2 separate regions of the Homo sapiens genome follow, and region 1 is linked to region 2. A link is a loop called in an ENCODE intact Hi-C map of the cell type or tissue named here. Cell type or tissue: PC-9. All regions are shown on one strand. Links, peaks and the distances in the headings refer to the core of each region. The heading gives the core; the rest is flanking DNA.

What was found. A loop is a pair of places that touch in the nucleus more often than their neighbours do. Peaks named below come from ENCODE experiments on the same cell type or tissue, not always from the same donor. Only the 100,000 strongest peaks of a DNase experiment are listed, where the experiment ranks them.
Region 1: a loop joins it to region 2, with 6 times the contacts of the local background. A loop is called at or near these places in 2 of 110 quality-filtered maps.

What each region holds. Positions count from the first base shown.
Region 1 is chr1:220,428,320-220,437,763 of GRCh38, reverse strand. No RefSeq gene overlaps it. Among named protein-coding and RNA genes, the nearest start is that of LINC02779, 55 kb to the left of the region's middle. In PC-9, for the core only: no CTCF peak of the experiment used is centred there; DNase peaks (open chromatin) are centred at 5,183 and 5,993.
Region 2 is chr1:220,365,248-220,374,691 of GRCh38, reverse strand. No RefSeq gene overlaps it. Among named protein-coding and RNA genes, the nearest start is that of RAB3GAP2, 98 kb to the right of the region's middle. In PC-9, for the core only: no CTCF peak of the experiment used is centred there; DNase peaks (open chromatin) are centred at 5,601, 5,981 and 6,721; H3K4me3 peaks cover 893 bases; H3K27ac peaks cover 2,500 bases.

The DNA of each region.
Region 1 (9,444 bases), core at 4,080-6,579, 64 kb before region 2:
AAGTGTGCAAATGCACAGGCACACACACACCTGACTTACATAAGGGAGAACACTAGCTCACTTAAGAACCTACTCAATTCATGAAGAAAATGTTAACACACGCTGGGAAACTTGCTATTACCTGATACTATTTGTTATACTTTATTGTTAATGTCACTAACAGTAATATCTTTCCTTTCAAAAGACTTTGCTATTTCAGAAGCACTACTATTAGGTTGGTGCAAAAGTAATTGCAGTTTTTGCCACTACTTTCCATAGTATAACCACAATTACTTTTGCACCAACCTAATACTTACATATCATCTTGCCTCATCCTCCCAGTTACCCATTATGAGGTAGGCTGAGAGAGGTATAAGTCTCCCCACTGGGGCGGTGAGAAACAGACGGATTAAGGTGGTACTGATCAGCTAATAAGTGGCTGAATGATGACAAATTACTTGAGAACAGCAATATTATTTTTGTGTGGTCCCAAGAGTAGATATTAGCCAAACTCTGGAACTTCCTTTTGTCATGCCAAACCCCTATTAACTCCAATCAGGATGGCAACAGGTTCAAGAGGCCAAAGAAGAGACCCAGAGCCAGCAAACGAGACATGGGGCTTTACTGGGGGCTTAATACAGGGGAGATTGTCCGGTGGCAGTGGGCTGGACAAGATAACTGCATGGCCCAGGGGTGGTGGGCTGGGCAGGAAAACTGCAACAACTTGCAAACAACCTGCAGTTTATACAGCATTTTCACTTAACACCCTCCTCTTAATGACCTCCATGTGACAACCTTCATTTAACCCAAAACTCAGGGCCTTTATCCCCTGTACAACCATGTTACCTGGGATGGGATGGGGGTTTAGCTGTTCCTCATAGACAAGGAATGAATCTCCAGGTTGGCCACTCCCAGATTCCCTAGCTCAACACACATTCAGGTGCATCTGCTTAGGATGTGCTTAAGTTATTGCTGTCAGGTGCCTTTACCGTACACCTTTCCAGGCCCAAATTTAGCTTCATTTGTGCCAGGTGCTACCTGTTTCCAGCGCCTTCGAAAGGAGAGCACAAAATCTTTTCTTGGAAAATCTATCAAGACAATTCCTCTCCCATCCTAGTCTGAACCCTGGCTCTGTACTTTGCCTGTTTCTAAGCTTCTGTTGGTTTCAATCAGGATTGTTCCCATCCTTTTCTATGCTTGTGCTTGCTCTTTAAGCCTTTGGTGGTCCCTGGGTCTGTGTGAGCCTTTGCCAATACTCAGGTATCATTTCTCCAACTCCATAAGACACTTTCGTTTTGTTACTCCAAGCCTCTGAGGGTACCCCTCAAAACTTCTCTCCAGAATGCAGCTTTGCCTCTAGCTTGAAGGCCACTTTTGTCCCACCCAGATGGCAGATAGCACTCTAGAAAAACTGAAAATTCTCTTAATGGGAAATAACACTTTCTATTAGCAGAGAACACAGCTGTCTCATCTTTTGCTGTCATACACAGAGGCTTTTACATGCCACTTTGCCTGGGAAAGTCCTATTTTATGCCTGGTGCTCAAGTGTGATTATTAATAGCTCCCTCTTTCACTCTTGGAAGTGTCTTAGATTGGACGATAAATTAGATGACCAGCCTACTCATTTGACATCTCTCCCCAGGAACTCAGCTCCTATGTTTTAGAATAACTGATGGCATTTGGTGCCTCTCAACACTGGTTTAGGCAGCAGAATTATCCAGGGATCTTGTTAAAAATAGATTTAAAGCCCCTGTCACTCCCCTCACACCAAAAAACTACAACAGCAGCATTTTTGGAGTAGAACTAAAGAATCTGTAGTTCGAGAAAGTTCCCAGATGATTCTCATTGTGTTCTTCTACAGACCCAAGTTTGGGACCTACTCCTCACTTGCATTTCTGCTCTACCCCTCCATAGCTGTGTGACCTGGGCAGATTACTTAATTGCTCTAAATCTATTTCCATTGGTGAGAGTAGGCAAACTGCTGTAAAAAGCACTCTGAGAATCTTGGTGGCTTAACACAATATAGATTTATTTCTCAGTCATATCACAAAACAGTGCAGGCTGGAAGGGGTTTCCATCTCAGATGGATATGCAGGTCTAGACTCCTTCCATCGGGCTCCATGCTCTCCTCAGAGTTATCTGCTGGATTTTCTAAGCCAAGCTGGAAAAGAGAGAGCATGGAGCATTGTACAGAAGTTTTTATGAGTCAGGCCTCGAATGGCATGCATTACATCCAGCCATAGTCCACTGGACAAAATTCAGTGACATGGTTGCCCATAACCACAAGGAAGGATAGAAAATTGTCATCTGGTTATATGCTTAGGAGGAAAATGAGTGATCAAATAAACAATTATTCAATCTCTGCCGTAGACCCCCAATCTGGTCATCAAATATTTGTGTAACCTTCCTCTTGTAGGCAATCCAAAGGAGACAACCCCAAAGTCCCTCAAAACCCCACCCAGTCTCTGCACCCAGATTAAGTCTAGGATCTCCAAGGGCTGCATGGTCCCCTCCATCAAGTCTAGATGTGACCTCTTCTAGTCTAGAGATCTGTCACTTTGGATTAAAAAACCAATTTACCTGCTTCCCATTCCCCCTCCCCCATATAAACCCAATATACTATGATGGGTTAGGGGCAGGGTATTCTCAATAGAAACTCTCATTTAGAAAGGGATAGAAGAGAGATGTAGCAACATTGGCCCTTATCTAGACAGTCAGTAAGAAGGCTCCCTCCCCTGGGGTAGAAGAAGTAATTTAGTTACAACGTAATTCTGCACTCTGGGAAGAACTCCTTTGTCCTTCATTCTCTAGGGCCCCTGGTTTGGCCCTTTGTGGTGTTTTTTCTAGTTGATCATTTCTTTGTCCCTGTCTGAAGTCTGGAGAGCCGCAGTGTATGTGCTTATGGAGTTTATGTGCTTGGAGCTTTTATAGGAGTGAGGCAAATCTGGAAGTCCAGGTGTTGTTTTGTACCTTGGAAAGTCCAGGCTCGTGATTTCCTTGGCAATAGAATGCTTTCAAACACTTCCTAGGCTTCCAGTGTACTTTCTACCAGTCAGTCCCACGGGCCAGTAACAACACCCAAAGTTCTTTCCTAGATGTACTCCTCAAGCCTGGTTTCTTCCTTTCCTTCTTCATCTCCATGATTTATTCTCTCTATCTCTCCTTAACAGTGGCCACCTTGAAGTTGTCCAAAACAAGATGAAGGAAGGACACACACCTAAAGTGACTTTTTTCTTAAAGGGCTAAGTCACTCTGTTCAGTTGAGGAATGTTACTAGATCTTTGTCACTCAAGGTCTGTATACATTTTACCTTTTAGGATCAAGAAGCAGTTAATTCTTTCACACCTGATGTCCAAAATTTCTGGACTCCTTCTACACTCTTCCACTGTGGCTCGTAAACTGGCCAGTTTGTTTAGCTTACCTTTTTTCTTTTTTCTTCTTCGGGTAGTACCTTGTCAAGGAGAGCTAATAATAGTCATACTCTCACTAACACTCTGTTATTTTCCAACTATTTCCCCTGGAGCTACAGCTTCAGTGCACATGTAAACTCTGTGCAAATTAAGCGAGGTGACAGTTTTACCAAATGTTTCACCACTGCATAATGTAGGTTGCCATCTTTCCAGCCTTTGATGTCAGTTTTCTTGGTGTCCATTACTCAACTGCTAAGCCAATGTCACATGTTTTGGAGTTTTGTTTTGAAAGACCCCCATACTTCAAGGCATCGATATAAGTGTGCTATCTAATATAACAACCAGAATAAATATTTATTTCTTGCTTATATTGCCAAGGTGTGTTCTATTTCACACATTCATCCTGGGACTCAAGCTCCTTCTATCTAGTGGTTCTAAGTTTCCCATGGAGTTCCCAGGCTTTGGAGTTTTCTACTGGAGTCTGCCTTCATTCAGTAGGTAAGGAAAGAGACATAGGTTGGAGGATTGGGTGAGGGGTTTTTATGGGCCAGTGGAGTACACCACTTATCCCCTAGCCTTATCTAACTGCAAGACAGCCTGGGTTGTGAAATTTGTCTGTATCCCAGGGAGAAAAGAGAAGTGGTTTGATAAATAACTGATAATGAAGCAGTCTTTGCATGCTTTATCTGTGAAATGGGAATAATAATAATATCTACCTCAATGGATGTTGTGTGAATTACATGAAATAACTAATGTATGTAAAAAACTTAGTTCAGCATCAGGCTCACAGTAAATGCATAATATATATGCTTATTTTTAGTTATTATCATGCACATTTTCAATGCTGGCTGAAATTAAACATTCTGCATAAGATGTCTCTATCTAGCTTGAAATTGTTGAGCTCTCAACTACTCAACTGCTCCATTATGAAAGAAAATCTATCAAAGGTGAATTCCTGCCTCAGAGACAGGGCTATTCTAGGGAGTTCACAAGTCACAGACATTAAACTCTTTCAATAGAGAGAGTCACACCAGTGAGAACAACCCGCAGAAAGTCATTCTACAGGAAGAGCCAGGACAGCAGGCTTCACTGTGGTCCAGAGTAAGAGGATAGATGTCAAGAGAAAAGGTATACACTGCTGAAATTCTGAGCTAGAAATTCCACTCAGAGAAGAGATTAATCTTGAGCCCCCAGCTGTGTGCCCGGAATGTGAGTAGAGGGCATGAGAGAACAGGCACACCACCATTGCTATGTACAAAGAGCCTGGGACCTGGACCATTAATTTGTTATGTATTTGGAAGACAATGGTTTGTTTCCCTAGGTCTACCCATGAAAGGCTATTTTGCCCATTAGTTAGTGAATTTAGAAGGATTCAAATAGATGTAATGATAAGAGTTGATAGCCCTGGTTTTCCATTTTAGTTCTTCTACCAGCCAACTGTGTGGCATTTAAAAAAAAATCATTTTAACCTTCAGATTCTAAGCTTATACCTATTAAATGAAATAATGCCGTGGTGGATTTGTATCGTGTCAATTTAGCTAAATTAGAGCTATGTTTCCCAGAATTTCTTTCTCTGCACAGTTCTAGGTTAGCTTGGCCATAAGAGACATTCTGTGCACAATTTGCAAGGCAGAAGTGAAGCAGAAGCCATATTTATCTCAGGCTCAGATTTGGTGCAAGACACCAGGTGCTGTTGTAGCTCATGAACTTTGTGACAGCTGATCTGATGACTCACCTTGATGGCACAGTGTGGCAGCCAGGCCTGTAGCCACTCTAGCTCCTGCTGAATCTTCCTTCAGCCTCTCCAGCAACTGAGTCATGTGCTTGTTTAGCTTTGTGATGAAAGGTCCCAGTTTCTCCTGCAGATCATGCATCATCAAAGATGAAGGCTTAGAAGGAGCGTAAGACCCATGCAAGTTCCAGTCTGTCCTTTGGTTCCAGCTTATCCTTAAGGGTTTCAGACTGTCTTTGTTCTCCTCCACTTCATGTCTTGCTTTTCTTCTTATATTAGCTGTCTGTTGCTGGACAACAAAGGACCCCAGATAAGAAGTTTGAGACAACAAAATTTATAATTTCACATGGTTTCTTAGGGCCAGAAATCTGAGAGAGGCCTAGTGGGTGATTATGGCTCAAGGTCTCTCATGAGGTCTTGGTCAAATTCTTGGACAGGGCTGCGGACTTACTTGGGCCCGGAGAACCCACTTCCAAGCTCCCCCAGTGTTTGCTAGCTGGCTTGTGTTCCTCGCTGGCTGTTGGCCAGAGATTTCGGTTCCTTGTCACGTGGGTCTCTCCACAGCATTACTACAACGAGTCAGGTGGCTTCTTCCAGAATGAGTGATCCGAGAGAGAGAGAGAGAGAGAGAGCAAAAGAGAGTGACCAAAACAGAAGTCACAATTTATCTTATAACCCAATCTCAGAAGTGACATGCCATCACTTCTGCTGTATCTGTCAGTCACTCAGATTGCTACTGGCACCATATGAGAGGGGACTACACAAGGGTGTAAATACCAGGAAGCAGAAATCACTGGGGCCATCATAGAGGCTGACAGCTGCAGTTCCCTAACCCTTGCCCTACTCACTTCAGGACCCAGCACCAGATGCAAACAAAGCAAAACAAAACAAAAACAAACAAAAAACAGTCACACATACATTGTTTAACCAGATCCTACAATTGCAAAAGGCTAAATCCCCATAAAAATTCCTTATTCTTTATGGCTCCTAGTGGTCCTGCCTCTCTGACTTAATACAAGTATCTCTAACTGATACAAGTATTTACTTCACAAGATTCTTGTGAAAATGAATTAATAGGCTGGGCACAGTGGCTCACGCCTGTAATCCTAGCACTTTGAGAGGCCAAGGCAGGCAGATCACTTGAGGTCAGGAGTTTGAGACCAGCCTGGCCAACATGGTGAAACCCTATGTTTACCAAAAATAAAAATAAAAAATTATCTGGGCGTGGTGGTGGGCACCTGTAATCCCAGCTACTCAGGAGGCTGAGGCAGGACAATTGCTTGAACCCAGGAGATGGAGGTTGCAGTGAGCTGAGAGATTGTGCCACTGCATCCTAGCCTGGGCAACAGAGCAAGACTCTGTCTCAAAAAAAAAAAAAAAAGAAAAAGAAAAAGACAAAAAGACAGAACATGTGTTAATAATGTATATTCTTATATTCCAGAAATATAAATTGTTACTATTATTAGACTCTAGCCACCACATATAACCATATCTGTGGAAAAATACATCAAAGTTTCCAACTTGGGATGCTAGGAGCACATGTCCTCCCCTTCCTATTAAAGGATCTATTTCCCAAAGTCTTTGGCTGAGAGTGGAGGAAACTTAGGGCCAGAACTTTATGTGATATGAGTTTTGGGGTCCATGGCTTCTTTCAATAGAATCCACAGAAATACTTCCTTGGCCAGGCTGATTCCCAGGCACCTGCTTGATTTTCTTTTATTTTCACCAGTTGAAAAACAGGACTTGAGAACCCTAGAAGCTCAGAGTCTGGAGAGGTCTGTGATCATCTAGTTCCACTCTGGTTTTCCTGTTCATGAGTCTCAGGCTAGCCAGGGGGCAGACCGTCTCTGATGATAGTGCTCAATAGAGAAAACAGTATGGCACTTCCTCAAAAAATTAAACATAAGACTACCATGTTATCCAGCCACTACTGGGTATTTATCCAAGAGAACTGAAAGCAGGATCTCGAAGGGATATTAGCACTCCCATGTTCACTGCAGCACTATTATTACACTTAAAAATTTGTAACCATTCCTTTGTTTAAAAAAATCTATTAAATAATATAGGATATGAATGAGTCTACCTCATTCACCCAAAAATAACACTGTAATAATAAAATTTAATATTTTCTGAGTACTTACTAAGTCCTACTCCCTATGCTAAATGCTTTACATATAGTATCTTAACTACCCTTTATAACAATCCAATTAAATAGTAACTGTTCTTGACTTTATTTTACAGCTAAGGAATCCAAGACTTGCCCAAAGTCACTTACCTAAAATGCTAGGGCCTGGGTCAAGCCTGGCTGTTGGCTCCCTCAGAGCTCTGTTCTAACCATGTACATTCCTGCCTCATAGTGGAATGCCTGAGGAATGTGAAATAAGCAACTCCCACCCAGGCCAGGAGAAGAACCTGCCTTCTATTGACCAATGCACAATCCAATCCCAGGGACAAGTCCTTCCCAATAACCACACTCAACCAGTCCACTGTGGTTCACTTCTCTACCTTTTTGGCTGTAATCACTGAGGACCATGCCTTAACTACCTCAGTGTCTAAAAGGCTGTGACCCAGAACCTCACCTATTAACCTATATAAACATGCCATTGTTTTTCAGGAAATCCTTTAGGTCATTACTAGGTGAGGGTTTCTCTCTCTGTCTCTCTCTCTCTCTCACACACACACACACACACACACACTCACACACACCCCTGCAGTGTTTTTTCTGACCTTTTTGTCATCATAATTACTAATTTCAATTCTTAATACAACTTGGTATCCTCCAACAATCTCTGAGAAGTTGCTGTTGTTTTGTTGTTTTATTTTATAACTCCTCCTCAAAAATCTTTATTTTAGACTTTGAACCTCATACTACTTTCTTTTTAAAAACATTCTTGATTAATTTATTAAAATTATCATTTGCAATACATCTTCAAAGCATTTTCTTTTCAACAGGAAACTTTACTAAGCAAATATTAAATAAAAGACATTATTATATGAAGAATAAATTGATGTATGTATCCAGATCTCTGCCATGTATAGTCATTAATATCTGGAAAATCTTAAATAAATTGACAATTCTCTCTCCATCTGGGATCAATTAAAACCCAGCGACATCTTCAATTTCCTAGTTGACAAAAATCACCCCATCCTGAGAGGACAACCTTCCCCACTCTCTTCCCCACAAGATTGCTGACTGCCATTGTTATTCTGCCTCTCCAAAATTTCCACTTTCATTGTATGGCAATACATTATTAATAGACAGGATCTGATTAACTTTAAGTTAATGGGATCGAAAGCTTAAAGAAGGCCTTACTTGGGTCTTAAACTTAGAAGACCAACACTCCACTGTTTATAGTCTGTGGATAGAATCCGTTTTCTGCAGTTTCCTCATCATCAACACTGGGACTTATCCAATTAGATTTATATCTATGTAACCCATGGTACATTTTGAATCTTTTGTTTTCTTTTTCTGCAGACTGTGTCCACAGGTGAGCTTTTATAGGAAGAGGAGCCGTCTCTTCAGGAATTAGATGAATCTCTTTCATTCATGATCCCAGGAGCAAAGGTGGGACTAGGTGCCAAAACAGGAGTTGGTAGAGTTGATCTGGAAAGACACGACAGCATTATAAAAAGCAGATTATTGTGAAGCGAATCAAACTTGAGCTTCAGGGCCTGTCACTTGCTTTGGCTGCTTTCAAGTTTCTGAGAGGGACCCTAGCCATTTTTATTTGTCCACTTGTACCATTTTTCTTAAAGATTGATCCCCTCTCCAATGTTATAAGATTTAGCCCCCCAAATCTGTATGCATTCTTAGGTATTGCACTCCACACTAAAAAGAAAAAGAAACCCCTTGCAAGGGGAGGTAGTTCCCTTGCATAATCAGAATTGGACTCAGAATATGTGATCAGAGCCCTGGATGAATGAGGTGGGAGGGAGGGCAGGGGATGCCATCCTGAGAAATCAACAGCCTGGCATGGGAGGTCCCCCATATGGATGATAGCCATGACAGAGTACATACTCATAAAGGAGCACCTTATTAAGGCCCTTCATGGAGGACAGCCCCAAGGTGACCTGAGGCAGGGAAAAAAGAGCAGGAGAGCAGGGGCTCTGGCAGTCAGGAGAGAGCCCTGTGGGCCCAGTGGTCATCTCTTAACTCAAAGTCATCTTGTTTCGTGGAGTTTCAAAATTTCCAGTAGGTGCCCAGATGGAGGAGGCTGCATGGCAGGTGCTCTGCCCCCCAATTTCCACCTGAAAAGCATAGCTCATATCTGTCCTGTATACTGGCGTTCTGAATAAAATTTCTGTATGGGAAGAAAACAATTT
Region 2 (9,444 bases), core at 4,616-7,115:
CACAGAACTTCTATGCTGTTGCTGCTGAGTCATGCAGTGGTTGTGTCCCATGGTTCCTACTACCCTAGACACATAGTGATGGTCTGTGGGCTCCTATACTGAGATCCCAGCAACTGACCTCAGTCCAGTTCTCCCTGAGGCCAGGTTGCTCAACCCTTCCTTCAGTTTTCTCCCAATACATTCCTGTTTCTCATTTAAGGTGGGTCTTTGTTACTTTCACCCAAAAACCCTAACTGATACAACAACTCAACATGCCCAGTTTTCACTGGTTTTTCAGAGACCTCTTCTCTGTATATGGAAGGAATATTTCTATGTATGAACCATAGCTTATTCATTTATTCATTTAATGAAATGAGAACACACCATATTTTGACATAATTTCAGATGTGTTGAGTTTTTTATCATAAAGCTAACACATGCTTATAAAACTCAATCAATACAGCAATATACGCCAAGCAGAATGCTTGTCTCCAGTAAACTCATCTCTCTTACAGAAATAATCACTGCATTATAGAGTTTGATGTATATTTGAATTACAGTTTGATATACAGAACTTTCTCAAAATGGGATCATACTATAAACTGTTATAAAACTTTGTTTACTTTTAACAACATAACCATAATGTCTTTCCACATCAGTGTCTATAGATCTACTTCACTCTTTGAAATCGCTGCATATCATTTTATAGGTTGTTTTGAATTTAACCATTGCAATGGTTTGAATCTGTACCCCAAAAAGCTTGTGTTGAAAACTCAATCACCATTGTAAAAGTATAAAGGGGTGGAACCTTTAAAACATGATTAGTTCATGAGGGCTTTGCTCTTATGAATGAATTTAATGTTGCTATTGCTGGAGTAGTTTCCTTATAAAAAATAAATTTGGCCCTCTTCTCAATCTTTCTCTTGCCCTCTCTTGCCCTTTCACCATGGGATGATGTAGCAAGAGAAGCCCTCTCCAGATACTGGCCCCTTGATCTTGAACTTTCCAGCCTCCAGAACCATAAGCCAATATATTTCTGTTCATAATAAATTACCCTGTCTGTGGCATTCTGTAATAGCAGTACAAAATGGACTAAGACAAGGATGTTCCTATAGATAGGCATATAAATGTTTCTAACTCTTTGCTAACTCGGCAATGCTACAATTTTAAGACACCTGTGAGCCAGAACTGCTTATGAGCTTTTTGAAGAGGACTGCCCATCTGGAGGAAGAGAAAATAGAGATATCATCAGGAATATTTCCTTGAATCCTGGGAGCAAGGAACAGATTAGATGCTAAGTGACAATGGGCCAGTGCCTGGATATTAGGAAATTACCTGATAAGCTCTTTGCCATCAATCTATATGGGATCACTGGGTTCCCCCACATTTTACTGAAATTCAGGCAAGATTAGGAGTTGCTATCCAGGGTTCCTGCACAACAAATTGGATTAATATTTCAAGTCACATCATGGACACAGAAATGTAGTAACATGACGAGGGTTCCCTCCTACTTGCTAAACCCTTCTTCTGCCAACATATTCCAAGAGAAAGTGAGCTGCCTGCTAACACAGAAAGGAGCTTCCCACAGGGGCTATTCAAGAGCTGAGGCCCTGGATAAAGATTGAGAAAGCTCGAACCCTAGAAGAAGGAGGAGAAAGCCTGGAACAAAGTAACCGCAAGGTCAGGTGGTGTTAGTGTTCTCATGGGTGAGGCTGTGTTGACAGAAAGTTACACATGGTACCTCTGACTCCAGGAGTGCCAGCAAAGGAGGTCACAGAACACATCCAGTGGCAGCCCAGGGATAGCACCATTATGCACCTTCCTGTGGCCAGAGCCACAGATGCTATCAACAGGGGTCAGGTCATGAGCTCCATGAGGACAATGACCCCATTTTAATCGTTTCACTAAACCCAGAGATGAATTATTGTTAAGTGGTTGTTCAGTTGAATGTAAATAACAAAAGCAGCTCAGCCTTGGTCTACAAGCATCACTAGCCCCATGCACAATACCATGCTCCGGAGAGCCAGGGGTTATACAAATGAAATTGGTGAGAAAAAGTGGCCACCGATGGGGAAGCTTGGTCGGGGCAGAGCTCGGCTTAGGTTTATTTGCTCAAAGCAGAGGCAAGGCATGGGAGAGTAGGGGTACTTGTTGTCAGCCAGAACCTGAAATCCTGGGCTCCGCTGAAGAATTAAAGGAGGGCAAATGAGAAGGGGCAAGGCTTGACCTCGTCTCAGATGAACACACTCACACTTCCAGCATTATGGCTGCTCAGAAGCATCAAAAATGGAATTAATTTTCCTCTGGGAAATCTCAGCTGATTCTCAACTTACAGGAGAGAGGAGAGATAGCAGACCTGCTTTATAATCCCTCTCAGAAGTTTCTGGATCCCTTTTATTTCTGGTAAATATGTATAAGGAACTAACCAACAATGTTAGCTAAACAACAAATGGATAGGAAAAGAAAGTTCCAGAAAGTTTTAAATTGTAGAAGTTGATGTTCAGATTGCTGTCTTCCATACTTGGTGCAAATTTTCCTGAAGTAGCCAGTTAATACATAGGGCTCAGAGAACGGAAAGATGACAACTATTTTATCAGCAGCTCTTCAAATTGCCACAACTTTCCCCAAAAGCAGTGTTTATTACTATTCTTCTAACTTTTAACTTGACAAAAGACTCTTATATGGGGATCTCAAAGCTCCTAAATAACAGTGATGCTTGACATAAAGACAGTGAAAGGAGAGTTCAAAGCTTTGCACAGATACTCCTTAGTGCTTTCCATATCCCATGATCCTTCTGATGAAATCCCAAAGTCCATAGAGTCTCCAGCCTGTGTTACCACTTCAGGGCCTCTCCATCAACCTCTTACAAATATGAACAAAGCCCCTGGGCCCCCAGGTGACTGATCCACTGTCATATACTAGTTTGGCGCCTGGGCAAACAAAATGTTCCATGGCCAAGAGGACTTCTGTATCTAGTCCAACAACAGTCACACACTGACTGTAGGAGACCTTCCAGCTATACTGGAACCTCTGTCTTTATTCCTTCAGAAGCAGGGTGCACCCACAGGTTTCTGGCAATTTCTTACCCAAGGACCCAGGGCAACCTACACCCACCTACACTCAGGGCCACCTACACCACCTTGTGGTTAATCGTAAGGGAGCATGAAAGAAGAGCACTGCATCCTGCCTGCGATCAGGGCTTGCTTGTATTCCTGCTCTCTGGGACCACTGCCTCAGACCCCTCTACCTGTGGAACCCTGAGCCTCCGGGCCACTGTAACCTTACAGACATAGCTAAGACCACTGAGCCTTGCTATTCTCCTTGGACTTGCCACATTCTACCTACCCCATCTGTCTTATCTTTTCAGTTTTTCGAGTCCTGGATTCTCAGCATATTTGTCTGTCACCTCAGGTAACTACCTGCCTGACTTTGTTAAATTCACCTGAATCCTCAGACTCCCTGGCCTCACACTACTTTTAATCACAGCAGTGTAACCTGGAGAGGTGGAGAGGGATAGAGTGACAGGTGCCTGTCAGCCAACATTAAGAATGTCCCTTGCCCTCGAAGAGTCACTGGGGCTGACACAAACAAGACATAGCAAAATGAATTGGTATAGGCCAGGGTGCCATAGTTGAGGTCCAGCCCAGTTCCTAGTCTGGGGTCCCCTCTTATTCCCATAGCAGGGGACTTTTGATTCTTACCTGGCCCAGGCTTATCTCCATCTGCAGAGCCTATGCTGGAGTAGGAGAGATTTAAAGTATCTCTGCCTAATCAAGAGTCAGAACCAATCACACTCACACTCGCCACTTGTCCAACCTCGGGACCTAAAATTCTGCCTCACTTCCAAAGACCAGTGCCCACTCTGGGTCCTGTTTCTGATATCTGGGACCTGGTCTTCCCTGTATCTTTGCCCATGTCATGCCATTCTGAGTAAACCTTGTCACTCCCTCTCCCAGGACCTGGAATGACCAGGATTCTGGTTAATCAGCTTGTGTTCCTTTAATCCTGAGCCTTTCTTAGAATCAGAGACAAAAAAAGAGAGCCTGGTGTGGGTGTGTTGAGAGGGTGTGAGGTGAGAGTGTAGGTGGCATGATCAATCCTACAGTAATGTGTGCTCCCGGCCCTGTGAGCCTGCTAGCCGCTTTCACAGCTGCTGACTAATACCTTCTCCCAGCCTCATCTTGGGAATATGATCCCTTTCACATGCACTCAGTGAGTGCACTCGCAATGACCCCTTAATTGGAAGTGCCAGGACCTCTGAAAATAACCTAGGGAGAGACAGAGCTAGCCAGCCTGGGATAATGCAGTTTCCTAGCACTTGCCACTGGCTCAGCTTAAACTGACTCCATGTGGAAGATTTGGCTACTGTGCTTTAGAGAAAGTGCCTCAAGTCTTGCTTGTTTTTGACAAATGGGCTCCAGAGTGGCTGGGCCTGATCCTAACATTTGGTTTGCATTACACATACATTGCACAAATCTATCTGCCCTGAGGGAACTGCTCTCTATTTTTAGGGTGGCTTCAATGAGAAGGCAGAAAGAGTGAAGAGAGGAATCACTATTTGGACTCAAACATGGCCAAATTGCTGATACAGCAGATAATACTTGGGGCCGACCTGGTGATCTAGTCATCTTAGAGTTCATGAATCAAGGAAGGAAACGCCTGGGGATAGCCTAGCAGGGAGAACGGAAGTCAGGCTCTCAGAGACAACATAAGGAAAATACTAAGCCCGGAAGTTCTAAAGGGGATCATGGTTAATAGAAGGTGAAAGTTTTCAGAGTAATTTAAATATGATTCTAATAATGTAATCCCAAACAATCTCAATGATGATTTAAGTGGGGCTGGGACAAGTAATTTGTGTGTGTGTGTGTTTAGTTGATATTTGCTGCATTAAATTCTTAATGTATACCTGATACCGTGCTAAACTCTGTATAAACATTTCCACATTCAATCCTTAAGGCAACTATATTTAGTAGGTACTCTTATTACACCCATTTTACAAATGAGAATACTGAGGTTCACAAGGTTAATTGGCCAAGGTCATACAATTGGTAGATTTCCCAAATCTGGATTTGAAGCTAGACCGTCTGACTCCAGAGCCCGTGCTCTTAACCATTACCTACATGAAAGAGAGGCATAGTCCTGACAGAACAATACCAGGATGCATAAAGCCTTCTAGATTAAGCTAGAAGTTATGAAAATACTAAACAAGTTATATCCAAAACAATACTAACACAGTAAGGATAGGCCTACTTTTTGGAGGCAAATGGTATAGCCCAGGATAGCAAATAGGTTTCAACATGCATAACAATTCCAGTTGACGGGGCAAGGCTACCTGGAGCACAGTGTTACGGAAGTATCTGAGACAGTGTCCAGGCTGAATTGGAAAGAGTGCTGAGGCTGATTACCAAAATCTGTGATGGATGAAGGAGAGGGGAAGGATGGCAGATGTGCTATGTATTTGCCATTCATAACAGAAGTCCACAGGTGTCAGAGAGAGGGAGCAGGATTCCTACAAGAAAACAGGCAAAGGTTGAGATAGATATGTAGCCAGCAACAGAGAGGTCTAAACAGGATGAAAGGTGCCTGCCTAGAAGGTGGCTGCACGTGGCATTGGCAAAGTATGCACGCTGCTGGCTCTCCCAGCTTGCTCTTCAGCAGTCACCAGTCAGGTATCCAAGAGTAACTAGGAAAGACAGTATTCAGGAAAGAAATCAGGCAGTGACTCTGGGACTTGATATGTGGTCTCAAAAAAGCAAGAGCCAAAGGCTTGGTCCCTAGAGGACAAATCAGAGTGAGGTCAGCAACAAGGCTGAGGAACGCTGACAAGTGATGGATTTTGGGTCTGCAGATGTCTCTCCACGCAGGGTCTGAAATGGTTTTAGAATACAGAGAGGGGCTGAGCCAGCCAATAGGAATTAAGTGGCCTTGTTTGTTTGTGAAGCTTGAGAAAGGACAAGGCAGGAAGCAGTATGTCCTCACACCCACCCTATGAATAGAGAATGAGGGAGAACTGGTTTGGCAATCAGTCAAGGGAAAAAGGCTGGGAGGCTTTTGGTTGACCACTAACTTAAAAAGAAACAACAGCTAACAGGGCTGCTACGAAAGTAAATACAATCTGCACCAGCCCCAGTGTGGTGTCCAGATCAAGGGGAAAGAATACGTATTTTGCATTTGTAAAACCACATCTGGGGAATTGTGCCTAGGTCTGGACAGCCCACATTAAGGGGGCTGGGGCAAACTACAGAGGATAGCGTGATCTTAGACAAGGTGCAGTTGTAGTGACTGAAGCTGGGTTTTGTTTTTGTTTTCTGGTCCAGAGAACCTTTGAGGAACATGTTAGCTTCTTCTAGCCAAGGGGCTGACCTTTGGAGCAAGGATTTGACTTATTCATAGTAACTCCTGAGGGAAGTAGAACCAGTGGGTGACAGTTACAGGGAGACTAATTTTATGCAATAAATGAGGATATTTCCAACAATTAAGACAGCTTTCCCCTAGATTATTTCCCCACGGGCTACTCTCCAGCTGAATGCTAATAGCCATGGGTAAGTCTGGGGATCTTAGAGTTAGTCAAAGTAAGCAGGTTTCTTCATTGCTGGATTCGTCAAATCCTTTAATGTGTTAGTATGCTTTAAATTTCTCCAAGAAGCTGTCCCAAACTTAACTGACCACAGAATCAAACTCTTCTTTTATTTATTAATTTAGTTTTCATGACTCATCTCTTAATGTCTCCTGAAGCAAGTCCTCTGTGAAATACCCTTGAGAATGTTAGACTAAAGTCATCCATCCTATAAGGAAATGGGTCACTTTGTGAAGAAAGTGAGAGACCTGTCCCAATTTGAGCGGGTGTCCTTCAAACTCTATCTGAGAAAAGATTGTAGAAGAAATTGCTTCATAGAGAAGAAGTTTGCATTAGATGACTCTTGATTCCATTGCCTACTTTAATGACATTTGTGCCACAAACAAACATTTCCAAAGGAGGCTGAGTTAATTTCAACCTTAACAGATCCCTAAAATGATATAGCGGTCACATGTGAGAATATTCAGCTAGTAACACCTCCTGAGATTGTATAGGCCTAGCAAGAGTGTGTTTTTGGTATATGTGGGTTTGTAATGTTTTATAGGGCTAGTGCTGCCCCCAACAAAATGCCTTACCAAACTTACAGAACCTTCCGGGAGTCCTTCATGTTCATCTCAAGTTGATTTCTGGGAGTGTTTTTCTGCTTCTGATTCTTCAAATCTTGCAGAGTTGCTTTTATCTAAGATATATCCATGACTAACCTTTAAAATGACTTAACTCCATCTGCTATGGACTGAAAGTTTGTGTCCCCCCCAAAAAAATCATATTTTGAAATCTAACCCCCACTGTAATGATATCTGGAGGAGGGGGCTTTGGGAGATAATGAGAGCATGAGGGTGAAGCCCTCCTGGATAGGATTAGTGCCCTTTTAAGAAGAGGTCAGAAGGCTATGGAACTCTCCCTTCACCATGTGAGTATACAACAAGAAGTCAGCAGTCTGCAACCTGGATGAACCAACCATACTGGCATCCCAATCTTGGATTTCTAGCCTCCAGCACTGTAAGAAACTTGTTATTTAAGCCAGCTAGTCTATGGTAATTAGTTATAGCAGCCCAAACTGACAAAGACCACCATCTTAAACTTTTAGAAAGGGGAATTGGGATATAAACTTTAAAATAATCTTAAGAGCTGTACGTCTACTGTAAGCATAATGTACAGTGGCATAACTAGCAAAAAAATAAAAAAAGGTGGGGGGACCCAGTATAAAATCTGATACACCTGGGTTGAATGAAAAAGACCCCACCCTTTTCAAGCAAAGGACAAGGGTGTAGTTACACAAGGTCAGGTTCTGGTTAAGGGATGGGCTAAGAAAGAGCACTTTCTTCTCTGAAACATAGCTAAACTGATTAGAAAGAAAAGACAGATGCCTCAGTAGGACAACAATATAATTTTTATATTACTAGGTACCACTCTTCCATAAACATCCTAGGCAGTCGTGGAATTGAGGCTCATCCTCTTGTCAGCAACTGGCCCAGCAAGGGTGACTCCACTGACTTTCCCTGTCAGAGGATGTGCTCCTGCCTGCACTCACCCACCTAGCCTCAGCTCCCCTAAAAACAACAAAGCTGGCTCTCAGATCCGGCATATTCTCCTCACTCCCGTGCATGCCAGCTATTGGGAAAGGGAGAAAGAACAACTCCTTACCTGAGCTCTGAGGCCTCTTGTGATCTGATCCCTTCCCACCCCTGTGACCTCACCTCCCACTCCTCCTCTCCCATCATTCACAATCCTCCAACCACCCCCAACTTCTTGCTGTCTTTGAACCCATCAAGCCAGTTCCTATTTCCAGGCCTTTGCATTTGCCATTCCTGCTGCCTGGAATTCTCTTCCCCAACCCTTTGCACTTGTCTTATTCTCACTTCCTTTAAGCCTCTGCTTAAATGTCACCTCCTCAAAGGATTCCTCTCATTACCCCAAAATAACCACCAAATCTTCACTCACGATCCCCTTATCCTACTTTATGTTTCAGTAGCGTTTTTCATCACCTGACCTTAAATTATACATCCATTTGTTTCCTTGTTTACTTCAGGCAGCCCTAAAGCGTACGTCTGCTGGAGAGATGAGATGCCCAGGAAACAGGCTTTGAGAAACTGGACTTCACTCCACCCAGTACTGCAGCAAGTGCACCAAAACACCCAAGGTGGCTCCCTGTCATTGCTCTTGGTGGACAAGCATACATCAGTTCCAGCCTCCAGCACCGTTGGGAGGGTCCTGGAGGACCAACTCCTAGCACCTTCCAGTCTGATTCATTCATATGAGAATCATCAGCTGCTGAGGCCCCCCAGGACCAGAAACCCAGGAAAACTGCCACCTTGACTGGAGTCCCACCATATTCTATCTCTGCAGAGCTGTCCTTCTGTGTGGGGTCAGTTGCAACCTTTATGTGAAAGAGAGAAAACAGATTCTTTGCTGGTAGCTTTTGGTATCATCATATCAATAACCATAAATCACATCACTGTCTCATTGTCACAACTGAACAAATCAGAGCTGTCTGTCTCGTTCCCCATTGTATTATCAGTGCATAAACAGTGCCTGACACATAGTAGGTGCTCAATAAATGTTTTTTATGTCCAAATAAAAGAGCAGTGGAAGATCCTCTACAAGTGAGAGGGCAGAAAATTATAAGGTAAATAGGGAGGAACGGGGGGTGGAGGGCAGCCTTCCCCTTCAGAGGGAGATGACTCCAGAGGTGCTCCTGACTTTATGACAATAGCTTATAGCTTATGACCCTCACCAATACTCTCTTACCCAGACATGACTCACAGGCTTCTGGGGTCAATGTGCCCATTAGGGAATTGCCTCCAGTGCTCAGCTGGGATTCTTCCCTGATGATGAACTCCAAAATTTATGAAATTAGAAGACATCACCCTCATTGCTCAGGAGAATTG